Regions from separate parts of the Homo sapiens genome. Here region 2 is linked to region 1. A link is a loop called in an ENCODE intact Hi-C map of the cell type or tissue named here. Cell type or tissue: OCI-LY7. All regions are shown on one strand. Each heading gives the region's core, and the rest is flanking DNA. Links, peaks and the distances in the headings are about the cores only.

Evidence for each region. Hi-C counts contacts between places; a loop is a spot of excess contacts. Peaks named below come from ENCODE experiments on the same cell type or tissue, not always from the same donor. Only the 100,000 strongest peaks of a DNase experiment are listed, where the experiment ranks them.
Region 2: a loop joins it to region 1, with 5 times the contacts of the local background. A loop is called at or near these places in 16 of 110 quality-filtered maps.

Annotation. Positions count from the first base shown.
Region 1 is chr7:87,412,317-87,421,724 of GRCh38, reverse strand. It overlaps ABCB4 (ATP binding cassette subfamily B member 4), which reads left to right. Exons shown (of 28, transcript NM_000443.4): 19 at 1,650-1,727; 20 at 3,105-3,188; 21 at 4,210-4,413; 22 at 8,008-8,108. Among named protein-coding and RNA genes, the nearest start is that of ABCB4, 59 kb to the left of the region's middle. In OCI-LY7, for the core only: CTCF peaks have their summits at 4,652 and 4,859 (motif pointing right); a DNase peak (open chromatin) is centred at 4,834.
Region 2 is chr7:86,908,804-86,919,643 of GRCh38, reverse strand. It overlaps ELAPOR2 (endosome-lysosome associated apoptosis and autophagy regulator family member 2), which reads left to right. Exons shown (of 22, transcript NM_001142749.3): 11 at 334-424; 12 at 1,100-1,202; 13 at 4,784-4,921; 14 at 6,440-6,703; 15 at 7,399-7,572; 16 at 9,643-9,832. Among named protein-coding and RNA genes, the nearest start is that of GRM3-AS1, 110 kb to the right of the region's middle. In OCI-LY7, for the core only: CTCF peaks have their summits at 4,770, 4,981 (motif pointing left) and 7,743; a DNase peak (open chromatin) is centred at 4,963.

The sequences.
Region 1 (9,408 bases), core at 898-8,897:
TAATATTTTGCATTCTAACGTTGTAGACCTGGCCAAAATAAACTAGTCAAACTCTCTAATTGTACTTTTCTACCCAGTTAGACTTCTCTGTAATTTCTTTTGTCTCTTTAACCCAGTGGGCACCACATAGGCCTTTCGAATATAATACAATCCATCAAGTCAGCAAAATAGTGTTTCCTAGTCATGCCAGCATGCTTCTCTTTTATTATTGTTGAACCAATGGCAAAGTAAACCAAGTTTTTTATTTAGAAATCATTGCCCTACTAGACACAACTCAATGATTTGATCCAGCCCCAGTCCCTGGCATGCTAGGGAGTGCAGCTAGAAAATGTGTTTCAGGGGCCGCAGGAACAGTGGGCTGATGCATAGAACCTGTAGCAATCCGCCAGCAAATGGAGGGGGAGGGCAGTCTGGTCCTGGACAAGGAACACCTGGGGCCGATTCACTGGGTGCACTGATCATCTATCCCCCTGGCTTAGTAAACAGTTCTGATGTGCACTCCCCCGTGTGCCCTCGGCACGGCTACCCCAACACTCACACTGTGGCTGGAGACTCACACGTCCCAGAAGTAAGCCCACTTCTGGATATCTGGACTCCTCTCCAGTTTGGATGTGGTAATTAGAAAGTAGGAAATTGTCCCAAAGAGGCTGGGGAAGGAAGAGTACCCTGATTGTTCCCCAATCTGAGTGCAGGTGGAGCTGTGACCAGGAACCAGCATACTCATTTGGATCTTGTTTCTAAGGTCATCCTTCCTTTACACTGCATGAGCCAAAATGAATTCGTGTGTAGGACTTTGTTACTTCTGTATTTAACTGGTTTATTGGAAGTAGTAGGAACACACTGAATTTTGTAGTTAAACACAGTATCTTTGTCACTGAGATGTTGTCCTTCAAAGTTTTGAAAAATAAACCTATTTAGAATGGTTTAGAAGCCAGAACTGGACACCTTTAAGATTTTTGGCCTTTGATTGTAATGCATACTGATGATTTTGCAGTACATGAATTTGACGTGGGGGCTTTGAATTCGTATTTGGTCCTGGACTTTTGTTATTTAAATAGTTAACATACAAATAATGTAAAATCAATGTGAATATAGGCACCTGTGTCAGAATACTAGCAACTGTTACCCACACAACGGGCAGGTTTGGTCACTTGGTGGGTTTCAACCCAATGACCACATCAAGGAGGATTTAGCAAAGGAATTTTATAACTTGTCACAAGTGAGAAGCTCACAGAGCTTAGTTCCCAAAGCAGTATCTCCCCAAGCTGGAGGCTGGGTCAGGTTTTATAAGCGTATGGTAATGAAGTGTGATCTGATTGGATCTTGCAATGAAGTGATGCCGGGAAGCACCATCTGACTGGATCCTGCCATGGGGTGGTGTCAGAGCTCAATCTGATTGAATCCTGCATCCTGCCATGTGGTGTCTGCTTCTTAATTCAGTCCCTGATTCTTGTTTCGGAGCACTTAGGTTCCTGCTATGGTTGCATGCTTGATTCATCTGGGGCTGCTCAGGTTATTAACATGACTTGAGGATCCGTGGCAACTGTAAAACAACTCATAACTTTGCTACATAAAAGTTGAACATGATTGGTCTGGTGCAATTACATACATAAAGATCAAAAGAGACCATAGCCTTTTTTCTCAACCAGGGTTTCACGTTTGGGAAAGCTGGCGAGATCCTCACCAGAAGACTGCGGTCAATGGCTTTTAAAGCAATGCTAAGACAGGTAGGAGTGTGCGCTGGAGAATGCCTTCTGATCTTTCACATTTCTTCCATATTAAGCTTCTTACTGTTCTTATTGTTATGTCGATATGCATGTTTTCCCCCCAGGGTATTCACGCAAGGATGGGGCAGAGTCCTGCAAATTGTCCTGGTCCTTCAAGAGCTAAAGACTTCTCATGTTTTTTTTGTTTTTTTTTTGTTTTTGTTTTTTTTCATAGAAATAGGCTTTATTTGGGTAGCTTTGGCTTATTCTGTAAATATCTCTCTCCATGTAGACACTATCATTTCGAAGACCTGTATCTCTTTTCTGGATCCTGTGCAGGCCCTGGTGAGTCCATTGAGACTCCAGGATGTCTTTAAACCAAGAAAAACCTAGTTGATAGCATTTAATCTCATGTACCACAATCTACCATACTAACTGTAGGTATCCTCAAATGTTAATAATTGAGTTTTGTTTATTTCTTATTTGAGGTCTATTTTCACATTAATTCACTTGTTTGTTTATTCAAACATTACTTATCATGTACCAGACACTGTGCTGGTGGCTGGTACTGTATAATCCATTATTTGCTCTCCTCGTAAGTTCACATTCTAGTGCCTGACATAGGAAAATATGCAAACATGAATTATCTATTTTTATAGAAAATGCCTAAGAGAGGGCCAGAATATTATCCATTCAATTGACAGGAACTGATTACATTTCTGTTCACAAATGGGCACATAGTAGGTAGTATATTCTGATTAAATCTGTCTACAAATCCTATTTCAGTATCTCCTAAACTCTTGCTATGCAGGAAAAATTATTTTATGTGAAGGTAAAAGATGCCATGGATGAGTAGCTTACAATTAAAATTAAGTCTCAGACATGCTTCTTTTTTTATCCCTGTGGCTAACTGGAGATCAGACACACTTTCAATCAGTGTTTAACAAAAAATCAAACAAAAGCTTGGTGAGAAACCAGTGCTTATTTTCTCCTGCCTAGAATCTATCAGAACAACATGTCCAAGACAGCTCCACCACCCTTTATGAGAGACAACACCATATCAGGGCAGAAGTGTCCATAGTGAAAGACCTGATGATTGGGTGAATGGAATGCCTACCAGCCTCCCAGCCTTGGGAGGAGCTGGCAAGGAGCATGGCAGCCATCTGGGTGAGCCCTGCCCCCCTAGACCAGAGATGCCCTCCCTGCTACCACAGAGCAGTCAGGAAGCTGGGTTCTGCTAGATTCTGGGGGTGTGTGCTCAGAGCAAGGCCAGGGACTCTACACTGCATATGAGGTCTCCCCTAAATTTCCTCAGCATTGGAGCTTTGGGAGGCTTTGTCTGGTTTTCTTTGCTTGTTTTAATTTTGAACTAACATAAACGTGTATTTTATGCCATAGGACATGAGCTGGTTTGATGACCATAAAAACAGTACTGGTGCACTTTCTACAAGACTTGCCACAGATGCTGCCCAAGTCCAAGGAGTAGGTAGACTGCACTCTACTTGTAGTTTTTTACATAACATGGTTTTAGATAAGCATGTAGCATACCCACACTTGTTAAGATGCTTCCAGCTAGAAATAGCAGAAAGCTCAAATCAAAACTGCTGTAAACAATAAGCAGAAGATTAAACTTCAAGGTTGATTGACCCACTGCCCCCTCCAGATTTAATCCAGAATCCAGGTTCCCTCATTGGCTTTGGCTTTATCCCAAGGCTGATTCCCTGCAGTCACAGGATGGCTGCTAATAGTAATTAGAACTACAGGCTTCCTTATTTCCCATCCAGTGAAAGAGAGCACACACCTCTACCTCAACCACCAAACAAAAACCCTTTGCTGAAATCTAATTTGGGCTAATTTGGGTCACATGCCCCACCCTGAACCACTGTCTCCAGGGGATGGTGGTGTTCTGAGTGGCCTACGTCCCCCACCCCTTTAGCTGAGGTGGGTTACTTTGCAGCTCACTGCTTCCACACAACAGGAGAAGGAGGAATGGATGCAGAGAGCTGACTGCAATGTTGCTACAGCCACCTTTGTTTTCTGAGTGGTACAACACTAATTCATCCTTATATGTGCTTTGTGGTGGATGTCTCTTAGGACACGTACCCTTTGTAACAACAGATGGTCTCTTTCCCTTTTACACTTTTGAATTAAATGGTCTTTAAAATTACCCAGGTACATTGGAGTTAGTTTCCTCTTTGAACATTGCATCTATGAAAAAATACATGCACCCCCAGTGCCCATCCACAAAGCAGAGAAGTTGATTACTTGGTTCTAGAATGTTGGTTCAGGTGGGCAGGAGAGGAATGAGAGTGTAAAGGCACAATGAAGAAATGTCTGCAGAGCCTCATGAGTTAAGCACAGGTGTTGTGGGTTTATTGTAATGAAAGTAAGCCAATGTAGCTCAGGCATAGAACCCACTCATCATTCTGACCAAGAGGCTAAGGCTGGAGCGCATGCATTTGGAGCTTAAAACTACAGTTGCTTTGTGCTTTTTCTCTCCCAGGCCACAGGAACCAGGTTGGCTTTAATTGCACAGAATATAGCTAACCTTGGAACTGGTATTATCATATCATTTATCTACGGTTGGCAGTTAACCCTATTGCTATTAGCAGTTGTTCCAATTATTGCTGTGTCAGGAATTGTTGAAATGAAATTGTTGGCTGGAAATGCCAAAAGAGATAAAAAAGAACTGGAAGCTGCTGGAAAGGTAGGTCAAATAAGATTTCAATTGGTGTTAAGTGTTGTTTTTAGACATGTGTTTTATTTGAATTATTTATCATGATATGCAGGCTTTAATAATTAAATGTTTGTGCCCACTACAACTAATAATTGTCAATTGTGTATGAAATATTTTACTGTATTAATGTCTAGAACTTAAATATAAGGTGATTAACATAAAACGTTGAGCCTATAGAAAGCACTTAACATAGTTATGATAAAGAACTTCTGAATATTCAAAGTGCATTTCATTTTACTTCATGTCCAAATGCTACTGTTTGGACAAATGTCATCCCTGTTTCACAAACCTTCATGCAGAAGACTGTAAGTGAATTGTTCAGGGTCGGACATGTGCTGGCATTTAAGAGATCCTCTTCTTTTTGGCTGTGATTTCTATAATTAAGATGGCAGCCACCAGATGGCAGTAATGCCTCAATTTTGTGGTTCTCACTATAATGGCAATTGGGCTTAACATTTACTTGAGCCTTACTACGTGCCAGTTATTGTGCTACATATTTATATGCACCAATTTATTACATCTTCACAATAATCCTATAAGGCAGGCACTATTGTTATCCCAATTTCAGAAATACAGAACCTGAGATTCAAACAGAAGTTAGAGATTTGGCTGGGATTTAAGTTCAGGTCTAGTTTCAAAGCTCTTACCTCTACTATATGGTCTCTTTATATGTGTTTAAGTGTCTAAATCTACACATAAACATTTTATTTACAAGTACATGCACTGAAATGTTCACATGTAGATTATAACCATGAACATTCTTAGTCTTATTTATGTAATTATTATCCTTTATTGAAACATGAGGAAGTGAAGCAGATAATAAATATAAATTGTGATATAGGTTTTATAGCATTGCACTTTACAAAGCCCTTTTACAAGCATTACTGCAACTGACCTTAACTAGTTATGAGAAGTGGAACAGACAGTATCTCTATAGGGAAGAAGGCGTCAGAGACTGGGTGAGTGACTAGCTTCAGAGGCACCATATTAAGAGGGAAGATTAACATTCGGACTAACCATGTTTCCACTAAACCAATTATGTCTGGTGAAATCCTTTCTTGTCCTCTTGTAATCAGCATCAGCTGCCGCTGCATGCAGCGTTAGGTATAATAGTATCTCCAGGTTTCCATCAGAATTCACTCTCCTCATTTTCACGCTGCATCCTCTCCAAGACTTGGAGCTTGCTAGGACAATATGTGGTTCCCAGGACTTGGGAACCCCTGGGTGTCTAGAGTTCTTGAAGATTCTCTTGGCTGCTGGCTGTGGGTACTTTAGGGCATCATTTCCTTGACTTCTGAGTGTCTCAACTAACTGCTGAAGAAACACTGTGTAGCTCTGTTTCCTCCCCTGCCCCTCAATCCTGCTTCTTTCCACATTTCATATGGGAGAATGGTCAGTTGGATGGAATGAAAATAAACTTTTCTTAGACAAGTTACATGATAGAAAACATCTTGAATCTAGTTAATAGTCTTAGCTCCATTAATTGTTAGAATTTTGTCAGAGTAGAGCAGGTAGAATTGAGCAGTATTGAAACAAAACAAAATCTTGGGTTATTAGCTTTGGTCTTGCTATTCACAGTGTGTGAGGCTGGAGAAGATCCCCAACTTCTCTAGTCCTCATGTCCTACCTTAGTAAAATGAGAAATTGTACCAGATACTGCCCCAAGTTCCTTCCAGCTAAAACCCTGTTATTCTAAGCATCAGAGATTGAATAACTCAGACTGGCCAGTTTAAATTTTTTTAGTAGCTACTTTAACCTAATAGGGTTATGAAATATGAAAGATTAAATATGAAATATGAAAGATTTTAAATATGAAAGATTAAAAATGTTTTAAATGTTAATATCAGCAGTTCAATCATAGTTTAATATTGTTTACTCAGTCAGCACTTGCTTAAGAGTCGGAAAGAAGGTTCTAGAAAAACCCCAAATCACTATTTAAAAAGAAACACTCTCATTTACCTGGGTACAGTTTCATCATCATTAAAGTACAACAGGGTTTGAGGTATTCCCATCCCAATTTTCCAAAAAGGGCTTGGTAGTGAGGGTGTTGGTTACTGGGCAGGGAGTGGGGAGGGAAGACTGCCTCATAACCATCTTGACCCAGGGCTTGTCTGGTCACTGAGATTAAGGGCCCTCTGTGCCACAGCTAACCCGTAAGGGAGTTGATCCATGACTAGAATGTCAAGAGGAGTGTCAAGTCATTACTGGTTTCTCCTTGTGTAAATTACACAGCAGGGGTAGCAGAATAGCATTATGGCTTAGGAACATGGACTCCACATCAGATAGTCTCAGTTGGAATTCTTGCTTTGCTACTTATTAACTTTAGAACTTAAGGCAATTCAGTTAACTTCTCTGTGCCTCGGTTCTCTCATCTGTGTAAATAGGAATACTATTTCCCTTTCAAGGTTGTGAGGCTAAATGAGATCATATTGGTGAATGAGGTAATACTTGGACATAGTAAAAGCTCAGTAATTTTTCTCTATTCTTGTAATTGCTATCTGTTATATCTTTATTACAAATGAAAAATCTATGGTTATTCAGTCTCAAGCATCACATATCTTCCTTTCAGCTCATTGCAGAAGCTAAGAACTGAGGTAAAAAAAAAAGTCTTAAAGCTGTTAAAAACCTAAAATTAAGATCTTATGCTCCATGTGCTGTTGGTTTAGATGACTCAACTACAGAACTAAGATTTAGACTAAATAGCTAAGTCACAGACAATCAACATTTGTCAAGGGTGGTTTGGCTGTAAGAATCAGAGAACTGCTCTGGCTGGTTTGGGTAAAAGCGATTTGATATAAGGACACTCCAAAGTGCAAGAAATACAGGCAGTTTGTGTGTAACTGGCTCTTACAGCCACAGGCTCTAATATCTGAGTCTTCCTATACATCTATTCCATTCCTCGGATGCTGTATATTCAGACCAGCTTCTTACACATACCCAATGTGACATCAGCCTCTGAAGCCCCAGGGCCTCACGGTTCAAACTTGTGTCCAGGGCCAGGAAACCAAATCTGATTGACCCAGATTAGTCAGATGTCTGACTCTGATTTAATCACGGATTTAAAGCATGCTCATGTTGTTGACAATTGGGATCTCCTTCCCATTGTGGGTGGACAGCTTTTATAAGAAGTTATACTCAGGGAGGAAATAATTGGCAGCTCCAATAGGCCCTTAGAAATCACAGCCTAATCCTTTCTTTTAGGACTCTGCCTTGTGAAGAAAGCCAGGCCACAAAGGGGTTGTGACTAAGGCCAGTCATGTAACTGCCTGGTGGCAGGCTGGGAATAGAACCAGGCCCTTGGTTCCCAGGCCACAGTTCTTGCCCTTAGCTGATCAGCCTTCCTGAGCATACAAAGACTTGCCTACCATACTTAGCACAGCCAGAAGTACCAGTTTTGTCATAAAGCTAGTCTTGAACAGATTATGCCTTTGGTTTTTAATTTAAAGGAAATTAAAGCCTATCAACGTAACCTTCAGGATACTTTTGACAGAGCCCTAGGGCTTATTTTTCATTATTTCAGAAGTGAAAACACCACTTCTAATGAAGGTCTATTCTGTGTTACAGATTGCAACAGAGGCAATAGAAAATATTAGGACAGTTGTGTCTTTGACCCAGGAAAGAAAATTTGAATCAATGTATGTTGAAAAATTGTATGGACCTTACAGGTAATGAACCATATGATTCCTGCTAAGAACCTAGTGCTTTCCTAAGGCTGAATTATTGTCCCAAAAAGATAATAAAAGCTCTGCTGCTCCAAACAATGATATGACTATAAGGGTGGCCTTTTTTCAACAATTCTGTCACTGAAAATAAGTAGCTTTTTGATGTGACTAGGACACAGAATTATATTTTTTACATCTTATGCAAACAACAAGAATAGGTCTCCAAGACGTAAAAGATATAGAGAATTGCACAGTCTTTGGTTATCAGTGCAGGCAACATAAATAACCTATCTGGGTGACTTAAGACAAACATTCCTTTAAGGAATTGCTCAAACCTTTCTTTGCAGTGTGTAGACTGAACCAAAAGTGAGACTTGCTATTGGGTATGTTCCAGAGGAAAGTATTTCATTTGTTCTCTGAATGAGGACCAGATCCAACCTACTCTGAAGATAAAGAAACACAGACTATTTCAGTGGTTTATAGTTGAGCAATTCAAGAAACTCCTAATGGCACCATTTGCCACTCATTTCCACTGCAGCCTGATTTTATAAATGAGTATGTTTTAACACAAAGTTGAACACAACTTAGATTACAATTTTGCAGACTGGAACAGTAGTTTTGAACACTTGCAAATTTGAACAGATATCTTTGAAAGTCTCAATTTATGCCATCTCCTCAGTTATGCACACTTCATATGATACTAAATAACATGCAGCTACACCTTTGTGTCCATTTGTTGTTTGACATAAAACATGTATGCACCATTAATGATGACCTGTTTTTAACTTCAAGGAGGGTTAAGGAAGAATAGAAAGGTGAAGCTAATTATGAACTTGGTTATAATTTAAAGATTCAATAGCTTCACAGAATGCTCAAGTTTTGTAACACCATGTTCACAGCACATAAGTTAAACCATCCAAATTAGTAATACTTTGAATTTTTCCTTTTGCCAAAAACACCCTCATATTTGAGAGTAACTCAATTATAGTTCTTTTGGAGGATTCAGAAGCCAATAAAGTATAGCATGAAGTCAAATTAGAAACTGTACAAAATAAATTATATACAGGGGCGGCTGGCAGGATCTAGCTTGGGAAAGGACTTCTGGTGTATATCTATGTAAACTTCAGGGACTCAACTTTTGTGAATCTGAAACATGAATTTTAACCTAACAGAGTACAATTAGTTACAGGAAACAACATAATAGTAGTAAATCACATTCAGATAATTCAAACTTAAATTCAGATCCTGACATTTTAGGTATTTTTGAAACAACAACTATGCTTAATAGGAGTTGAACATTGGA
Region 2 (10,840 bases), core at 1,125-9,124, 500 kb after region 1:
GGTTGCCTGAAGACTAGGATTGTTCATCTCAATATATTAGAGTAGATAGAGACCATCTGTTTTAGTTAAAATACAAATCATGCTTCATTGAGAAAACTGTTGTTATCCCATTAAGTATCTTTTATTCAAAATAATGCATTGCTTGGTTCCTCTTGGAACATCTACCTCGGGATGAAATTTGCGACTGTGATTAAAAATAGGGAATTCATTTGTAGCATTTCTAACTTTGAACAGAAACACTAATGCTTCTTTTTATTTTTACCTTATTTAAACAGATTGTTGGAGATCATTAATGGAATTTTTATTAATAAAAATGACTTTTATTACTTCTAGGTTGGGAGGTGGCTGGAGATCATATCCAGAGTGGGGCTGGAGGTTCTGACAATGATTACCTGATCTTAAACTTGCATATCCCAGGATTTAAGTAAGGAAAACAATTCTAATTCTTTTCTGTAAGAATCCTTACACCTGTTTCCCCACAGAAATAAAGAAGTAGGGCTACTTTATGGAACATATTAATATTACAAAAATACTTAGTAAATAACAAGCTGTCACAGGGTAATGTATTATATTGAAGAATATCTGTAGAAGTAGTGATTGAGAAACTATAAATGTTAGTTATATATTACTTAGATAAAGCTGAAAAATTTAAACAATAGTGTGTCCAAATGCTACCATAACTTTGATTCTTGGATGCTTAATGAAGAGGTCAGTCCAAGTTGTTTGCAGGAGTATCTTTTGGTTTATTTATCTATTTTTTCTCAGTTCTCTTGGTAAAATAGTATGTTAGAAATTTCTTAATCCCATTTCATTTTAGTTCCCCGTGTTGAAATTACCCAGTAGGAATCTTTTCCTTTAGGATGGATGGTATCATTTACAGCAAGAGGTTCAAGCATATTACCATCGTTATGTGGACTCAATGTCTACAAAGGGTGTGGACAGGTATGATTAAGTGAGGAAGGAGTTGTGGGTGAGGGAAGTGGTAGATTAGAGGAAGAGAAGAGCATGGCTTTTAGTTTAATAAAAATAGTGGCTTAATTTTATTCTAAATTGTATTTAGAACATAGTATAAATATTGCCATTTTAATCTGTCAAATAGACCACCAACATCTATGACTGGAGCCACGGGTTCTGAACTAGGAAGAATAACATTTGTCTTTGAGACCCTCTGTTCAGCTGACTGTGTTTTGTACTTCATGGTGGTAAGTGGACGGGCGGCTTTCAAAGGCAGATTTCTAAGCTTAGCATTCTCCTTCAAGTGTAAATTTATTTGTGGCAAGTTGGGATAAGAATTCCTTTTTTTTTTTTTTTTTTTTTTTTGCTATTCTTAGCACCTTTCACAAACATTAACAAATGTCTGAAGAAATAATTAAGAATTGTGCAATGAAGTCCACAAATAAAGTGTTTATTCCTCATGGGAAAGACTAAGTGAGGGAGCTTGGGTGACTGATAGAGGCCAGGGAATATTAATCTGGTAAAAAAAAAAATTCCTTCATAAAAACGTCACCAGCAGAATGAAAATTCTCACCTGATAACCATTCAGCTATTTGAACTATCCGGAAAGAAAAAACATTGTACTAATAAGTAAGAGCAGAAAATAATGGAGATGTAGAACATTGAGAAGAGAGCATTTAGAAAAAGAGTACTATGCTCATGTCATAATTTTGCCCATTTCTTTTCTAGATGTCATACAAATCTCTACTCTTAGCTTGAGGAAAGTATCACCATGAAATTTGCTAAGACCTTATGTGAGATTTAGAAGTTTGTTGGCTAAGAGTTTAACATTACAATTAAATAGTTACTTCACAGACCTGCTTTGTTTTTGTGTTTTTTTTTCCCAATGACCTTTTAGTAGCCAGTTAACAGTTTATTAACAGTTTTCTCCGTGATATGTAAAATGTGAGGAGACTTAAACATTTATTTGTGATTACTGATAGCTTAAATGAAGGCAGACTTTGTTTCTGAAAAAAAGTATCCACTTTGTGGCAGTAAAAGATCATGAATAATCTTCAACACAGCCATCTATATCACAAATAACCCGTAAGTCTTCAATTCTCCCAAGTCTGCCTCCTTATTTCTTTAGTCTGTTCTTCTCATACTCAGTGCCATTGCTGAAATGCAGACTAATATTATCTCTTAACAGGATTATTCAGTAGTCTCCTATACGTTCTTCTCATCTCTACTCTTTCATCTATACTGCTGTCAAAATTATTATTTTTTCTTTTTGGAGACAAAGTCTCACTCTGTTGCCCAGGCTGGAGTGCAGTGGTGCGATCTCGGCTCACTGCAACCTCTGCCTCCTGAGTTCAAGTGATTCTCCTGCCTGTCTTCTGAGTAGCTGGATTTACAGGCATGCCCCATACGTCTAGCTAATTTTTGTATTTTTAGTAGAGATGAAGTTTCACCATGTTGGCCAGGCTGTTCTTGAACTCCTGACCTCAGGTCATCTGCCCATTTTGGCCTCCCAAAGTGCTGGGATTACAGGTGTGAGTCACCGCGCCCAACTAAAATTATCCTTAAACATAAAAGGAACAGTAGAGGCTGGCGTGATGGCTCAGTTCTGTAATCCCAGCACTTTGGGAAGCTGAGGTGGGTGGATTGTTTGAGCCCAGGTGTTTGAGAGCAGCCTGGGCAACATGGCAAAACCCCATCTCTACCCAAAAAAAAAAAAAAAAAAAAAAAAAAAAATTAGCTGGCCACAATGGCGCATGCCTTTAATCCTAGCTACTTTGAGCTACTTGGGAGCTTTAATCCTAGCTACATGATCATGCCACTACACTGCAGTCTGGGCAACAGGCCCTGTCTCAAAAACAAAACAAAGAAGACACCCCAAAATTCAACAGTAGAGGCTTGAACAACAAAGCTATCCCTTCCCTTGGTGCTTTTTATGGCCTATAGCAGTGATTCTTAAAGTGTGGACCCTGGACCAGCACCACCTGGGTCCCCTTGGAAATTGTTAGAAATGCACATTTCTGGGTCTCAGCTTAGTCTTACTGAATAAGAAACTCTGTGGTCACAGCAATCTGTATTTTAGCAAGCATTGTGGGTGGTTCTGAAATACTTTAGAGTTTAAGAACCAACAGCCTCTGAATACACTTCAAATTCTGTAACATGGCGTCTTTATGGCTCTTTCTTTCCCCAGCCTCTGTTTCCAAACCTGCTTTTATGACTCACCTTTCTTTAGTCACCTGAATTTGTTGGTATTAGTGGAACACTCTGTACTTTTTCATTCCCTATGTGTTGACACTCTAAGCTAGAATGACATTTTTCCTTTTGCTGTTTTGTCTGATGAACTCCAATCATACTTCAGTAGCAGCTCAAACTTCACCTTTTCTCAGAAGCTCTCTCTTACTCCTTTCAGTCAAGTTAGCCACTCTCTCCAGTGTGCTTCTAAAACCCTTTGAAAAATCCCTGCTTTAATTATGTGAACTTATTTATGTTTTTGTCTCTCCCACTTGACCAGGCATCCCTGAGAGTAGGGATCTTATGATATTTGTATTGAGGAATCAATCCTAGAGCTTTCAGCTTTTGGCAAAGTCTGCCATTTTCTTTCCTCTTTGTGTGATGATCTTCTCACAGGACTTTTGGAGATCTCAAACCAAATAATATATAAAATGCTTTGAATATCATGTAGTGCTTCACAAATGTAAGGTGATATTATGTGCACTAATGCATTAAATTTCAATTATTATAACCCATAATGATGTTTAATGAAGCACCATCAATATATTATGAACTGCTTTTTGGGAATGATGATTTCATTGTTTGGTTACATGAGGATTTCTATAATGTATGATGAGCATTTTCTGTTATTCCTATCTGTGGTGTGAACTCAGGATGTGTCTCTTTAGAGCATATTTGGTTACTTTATCACATGTTTGATTCCTGTATTATCAAAGGATGAAAAACAAAGAGACTTGTCTTGAGCTCATGAAACCTTATTGCCGGCATCCCAGATAACTAATGGAAGCCCATCCAAATTCCTAAGTGATCTATCAGGATTTCTGCCAGGAAAATTAGAAAATTCAGAGTTTAGGCTTGGTTTTCTTTTTATATAAATTAGATGTATGTTACATTATCTGGTCAACTTATTAATATTTGCTTTCCAGTCATGTTAATGACAGCATATCAGTTGGAATATCACAAATTTGTGTGATTTTAATATTATCTTGAATTTAGTTAAATAAATAATAAATAAAATATAAATTAAACCTTTTGGAAGTCAAGTATAAGCAAGAGAGGATTTCATGAACATTAAATAACATTCTGCTTAACATGCACTTGGATAAAGTCACCCTGGAACTTGCAAGTATAATTCAGGGGAACTTGGAATTCCTATGTAAGAGCTCCCTATCAGAATCTCTGAAGGAAAAAGATAAAAAATTTGAAGGCTTTCCATTCAATGATAACTTTAGAAGTTTATTGTAAGAAGTTTGAGGAGTTATGTTTCCTCTTCTAAGTATATATCCCAAGCCAGATCACACACATGAAACAAAAATAGAAAATAAAAACAAAAAAAACCCCAACCCTTAAACATATTATGATTTGAGACCTCTTTCAAGTTATATGAACAATGTGGTTGATATATTGTGATTACTGAGTGAGGTGCCTGTGCAGACTTGAAGGCAAGTTTTAAGAGTTCTGGGATTACATGCTCTGTTTGTAAATAGTCATAAACTGTAATGGGTTTACTTTAAATATGAATACATTTGTAATATATACACAGGTATATTAATGTTGAGTTTGTGCTTTATTTGAATATAGTTTTTCCACTATATTTCAGGATATTAATAGAAAAAGTACAAATGTGGTAGAATCGTGGGGTGGAACCAAAGAAAAACAAGCTTACACCCATATCATCTTCAAGAATGCAACTTTTACATTTACATGGGCATTCCAGAGAACTAATCAGGGTCAAGATGTAAGTTCCAAGCACTTTTTTTTAAAATTTTAAACACACTAATGATGCCCCCTTGTGGAGATGCATACAAAGTGATAACTCAAATTTGGAAGAAAGGACTGCTTTTTAAAAAATATGGAATGAATAATCTGGTTATAGATTCAGTGGTATAAAATGATAATTTTTTATTTTTTGAGAGTAAGAATGTATGGAATAAAATAACAACATGTCTTTGAATTGTTCTTCACTCTGAACAAATACAGTTTTTGGAAACTTATGAGAAGGAAAATCTAATTTTGCAGTTCTCTAAAAATAACTTGTTTTTAAAGCTTTCTGAGGCTTTGTGAAGATGGGCAACTTTCTTCATCTTCATCTGAGTCATCTAATGTTTAAGAGCCATTAACTAGTGTCATTTTATTTTTTTGTTACAGTAATATTTCCTTTTACAGCCTGGAGAATGTGTATGTACCCACCATTGAGTTAACACACAAAATCATTTCCTTTCTTTTATTTTCCCTGCCAGAATAGACCTATTCCTCCCCTAAGTATATCCATTGTACCATATGTTTCAATAGTAGCAGGACTTATTTTGTGGATCTCTATAGATGTAACCTTCCCAAGGTGAGAACAAGATAAACCACTTGTTCAAAAGTGGCCGTAATGCTATGGTGGCAATGTATGGCATTTTCTCTTCTTCTCTTCAGGCTTTCAGTGGGGAATAAATTCCCCAGATTGTACTTGACTCCAGTTATTCCTTATGAAGGTTAAGATAACCATCCTGTGGGGCGTGAACATGCTGTGGAATCTTTCCTTGCCTTCCATTTATCTTTGTCCCAGACAAAAAGCATTAAGTAGTCTGGAGTAACACTGCTCTGTACCGATAGAGTGACGCCAACTGCTTAATTAAAACCAGACCTTAAAGTGACTCAGTGTTACAAGGAGGAAAAACATAATAAGACCCAGGTTTTTGCTCTCTAGTCCACATCTTTTCTGTATGTTGATTAGGGAAAGGACTGGAGAAGGAAAGGAAGACTCAATGAAATGGTGTGATTGCATTGATTTAGCACAGTTAATGTTTGTGTATGACTAGAGGTCCTAGTCTTCCAAGATTTTCTCATCCCCATTCCAAGGCATTTCTACCCTGCCGCACTTTCAACCTCCTATTGTATCATTTGATTTAGGCTAAGATGTGAATAAATGATGATGGGAGATAAAAACTGTTCCTCTCTTAAACTATACTAGTTCTTCTAGATATGAGGTCTATAATTGCATCCTAATTTATACTAATTGTGACAGATCTCACAGTAATTGTGGCAAAACTCCTGGAACTATATTATTGCAGAAATTAGTTTCTAGTATCAAGATTTAAGATTTTTTAAAAGAAGAACCAAATAGCAGTGATATTAATCTATTGTCAATTACAAACTATTAGGCTGGAACACTCTATTTAGTTATTTTGATGATGTCAACAGAAGACATAATCTGGTTGTACAACTAAGCCCCAAGGCAGAAGTCATTACTTTATGCTCTTTTTTTTAGAATAGACGGTTCATCAATGACATGGTGAAGATTTATTCTATCACAGCCACTAATGCAGTTGATGGGGTGGCGTCCTCATGCCGTGCCTGTGCCCTCGGTTCTGAACAGTCGGGTTCATCGTGTGTCCCCTGCCCTCCAGGCCACTACATTGAGAAAGAAACCAACCAGTGCAAGGAATGTCCACCTGACACCTACCTGTCCATACATCAGGTCTATGGCAAAGAGGCTTGTATTCCATGCGGGCCTGGGAGTAAAAACAATCAGGTAAGTGGGTCTGCATTTCAGGTATCCCCATGAAAGCACATTTTAATAGAGAAATTCAAGCGTTCTCCTTAATGTTTCTCTGGGAGCTATGAGGTTGCTATTTATTCTGAAATAAGACTTTCTACTTACCATTTCTGTTTTCTCCCTTCTTGCGTTTATTAAACACTTACTGTATGCTATGAAAGTACTAGTTACTGGTGACATAAAATATTAAAAGCTCCCAAATAAGAATGCTTTTCCAAAATATTAAAACTGATTTCTTGTGTATTGTTTAGGTACAGCAAATAAACTACCTATCTATAGGCTGGCTATAGCAGTCATCTGGGAACAGCTAGTGTTTCTTATAATTTTGAATGGCAAAGATTGATGCCATATTATGAGTGAAGGACAAAGCACTTTTACTGTCTGTTTAAATTTACGTAACAGAATTTTGGCTATTTCTTAAAATACCTTTCTACAAGGAACAAACTTGAGGATAACTTTACTCTGTCTTTAAAAGATTCTGAATTTTCTGAACTTTGTTTAGAAAAATCTAGTTAGAGTTTAGAAATTCTTTATATTAGTATGGTAAAGTATATTATAGCTAAGACTAAATTACTGGAATAGTTTTTATACCTAGAACTTTTTTCAAACACATTTTAGTAGCAGCTAATATTTTCTTTCCTGCTATATTGTTTCTTTATCTTTAATCAAAGGACCATTCGGTTTGCTATAGTGACTGCTTTTTCTACCATGAAAAAGAAAATCAGAGTTTGCACTATGACTTTAGCAACCTCAGCAGTGTGGGCTCATTAATGAATGGCCCCAGCTTCACCTCCAAAGGAACAAAATACTTCCATTTCTTCAATATCAGTTTATGTGGGCATGAGGTGAGTTCTGGCTGTCAAGGTGAGATGGACCTATATTTCAGCTCCGATCAAGTTGATATTTTCTGTGTTAATGGACCAATAAATTCTCTATGGATATCAACCAAGTGTCAGAAACTGAGGTTTGATTGCTTAGATCCTCTATTGCTGCCTAGAATATTGGCAGATTTCTCCACCAGGGGCAACCTTGTCTGGTTCTCAGTGTATCAAATCACTTATGCAGTCAGTTGAAACCTGAAGCTTGGAGCTATGGTGTAAGTGCTTTGAGGATGTTTTGTTTTCATAAAAATGGGTCAGGGTTGTCAATCTTACCTCTTTAGGCAGGAAGTTATTTGAGAAAGTTTTACTGTTGTTTATGTTGTCAATTTTGTGTTTTAAGAAGAAAAAGACTTTCAAGAGGAAGCTTGTCCAAAATAAAAAGGAGACATGCAGGGCCAAATATCAGTTGATAAGGTAGGCTTAAATCATACAAATGGGATTTTATTTGCTGTGAGAAGAAGAGGAATCTTAATTGATACTGGCAATGGGGAGAGGTTACAGGACCATGATGCCCAATATTTTAATGGACATATGAGGTTAGGGTTGGGAAGTATGTATAGGTATATACCTACAGAGTAGGAACAGGATAAGGCATTTCCTCCATGTCACTTCCCATATTAACTCCTATATTTTCAATTGTCTTCATTATGAGATACTGTGCAAAGCTTTGAACAAAGGAAACAAAAAGAGATCTGATGACCACAGAAGTTTTCAAACAAAAAGATCCATAAAATTTTACATAGTATGACAGCTGTCCTGTTTTGATTTTACCTGGGGTGATCCAAGACACTCACTAGATTGGTTACTCAGTTCACTCAATAAATATAAATTAAATACCTGTTATGTGCCAGATACTGTGGGAAGCAGTGAATAAGATTAATTCCATTGTCTACCATACTTCTATCACAATCTTATTGTACATTAGCACTACCTCTTTTTCCACCTTCTCTTCTCTTCACCTCTAGCTTCTATCTCTTTCCTTCCTTTTTATTCTTGTTTCTTTCCTTTTAGCTTCCACTATTTTCCTTTTTCTTTCCCCAGTACCTTTTCTCTGATCTTTTCCATTATTTTTTATTGGCTTCAACATTTTAATTTAAGCCTAGTAAAAAAAATATACTGGTGAGAAGGCCTATTGTCAGAAGGCCTGGTAGCAGGAGAAAAATTTATAGGTTAGGTCTGCTAGCTGCATTAAGAAAGATAAACTTTTATACTTTTCTTTTTACACATCTGTGTACACTCTATATCTAACACCAATGAAATAGTTTTCCTGTATTATTTTTACATTTACTTTGTAGAAATTATGGAGCAAGCTATAGTCTTTTGCAGTAGGACTACAGTAAATTTAAACATATTATATTTAAACAATTTTTCCATTTTTTATAAGTTATATCTTCCAATTATTTTCAAAATTATTAAAAAAGCTAATCTCTCTATTACCTTTAACTTGTTATACAGTTGAACAGATACACATCATTGAAACTAAGAGTAGGTTAATAAAGACACTTGTAGTGACCAATTATTTAGAATTCAGGTGTTATTCTAGAATTTTGCTGCAGTATGACTTTTGTGCTTTCTTCTTTAGCCTTCACATTACCTTTCTGCTACACATAGGGTCATAAAGGAAAAGGAAGACCAACACTTTTTCTTTGACACTGAAGCTTTCATCAGCAGTTTTCTGGTCTTTTTGCATGCATTGTTACTCTATGAATTGAACATTTCATAGATTACTTTTATTTTCTCAAGTTTGATGACTTTCATTTATCACAAATGATGCTTGTACTGGGAAGAGCAGTATAGTCTTGAATTACTGTATTTGTTATAACTGTAGACTCTGAAGTTTGGTTGAATATTGGACTTTCCTTGAGAGCTTTTAAAAAGTACTGATGGGTGGCTAGGCCTCATACCAGATCAACTAAATCAGAATCCTTGCAGTGAGGAGAGAGCCACTGCTCTTCTAGGGTCACTAGCTAGTCAAGATTAAGTTTAGAGATTGACATCCAATAAAACCTTTCTTTTATGACTTTATTTTCCTAGGGGAAGAAGATGGCTCTCTGTACCAACAATATAACAGACTTTACAGTAAAAGAAATAGTGGCAGGGTCAGATGATTACACAAATTTGGTAGGGGCATTTGTATGCCAGTCAACAATTATTCCTTCTGAAAGTAAGGGTTTCCGAGCAGCCTTATCATCACAATCCATCATTCTGGCAGATACATTCATAGGTAAGCTTCCTTTGGTTCATATATGCATGCATACATTTATTCTTAAATTATGCTATGAATAACTTGTCATTGTATTGGTGTTTGCTATAGATGATTAAGGCCCCCACAGGTAATTTTAAATTGTCACTTTGTAAGATGGTTAAAAAGCTCCTACTAGTGGGGACTATTGATTAGTCTCTGAGAAGCTTCTGCATTTATGTATTAATTCATATATAAGTATGACATTTTCTGAGGGTCTATGCCTGTCATCAGACTTTCTAGAACTTTAAGAGGCAAACCAATTTTAAAAATCAAAACTAAAAACAAAATAGGAATAGTAAACAAACACAACTACACCTAAATTATTTATATGCCACCAGTTTCCATCACCTTTTCTCATACCAAAAGGAAGCAGGTGACAAACAGCAAAGGTGAGGGTGCTGAGTTTGATTCCTCATGTTCCCTTTTTGTCTCTGTAGTCCTGGAGGTCATAGATAAGTTTCAAGAAGAATCTAGCTCTCTAATGGGTGATTCTTAGGGATCAAATTTATTATGATCTCTACAGTGGGGCTTAGGAATCTGTGGTTTTAACAAGCTTCATAGGTGATTCGGATGTGTGGCCAGATTTGAGAACATTGCTTATAGTATAGACTCCAGAGGAATTTAGCATTGACTTTCAGCACCAAGGTCAGTTACTGGGGTGGGGGTTGCTCAGATTGGGAACTCTGAAGCAAAGTTTGCTCTTATTGTGTTTTGGCTCTGTTATTTTGCTTACAAGAGGCAGGGAAAAAAAGCCTTAGTTTTCTGCTTACTAGATTAAGCAAATTTCAGAGTTATTTTCTGGAAATTATTAGGGCACAAAATTTTTTGCTTTGTCAAATATGTCTATATTGAATATGAGTAAAAAGCTGTATTAGCAAAGTAGCCTAACTCATTCGATAAAATTCACTGGAGAATGAAAATTTTAATAGACTTTTGAGATGTTAGAGAACTGAAACGAACTTCGTAGATTATCGAATTACTGCTTGC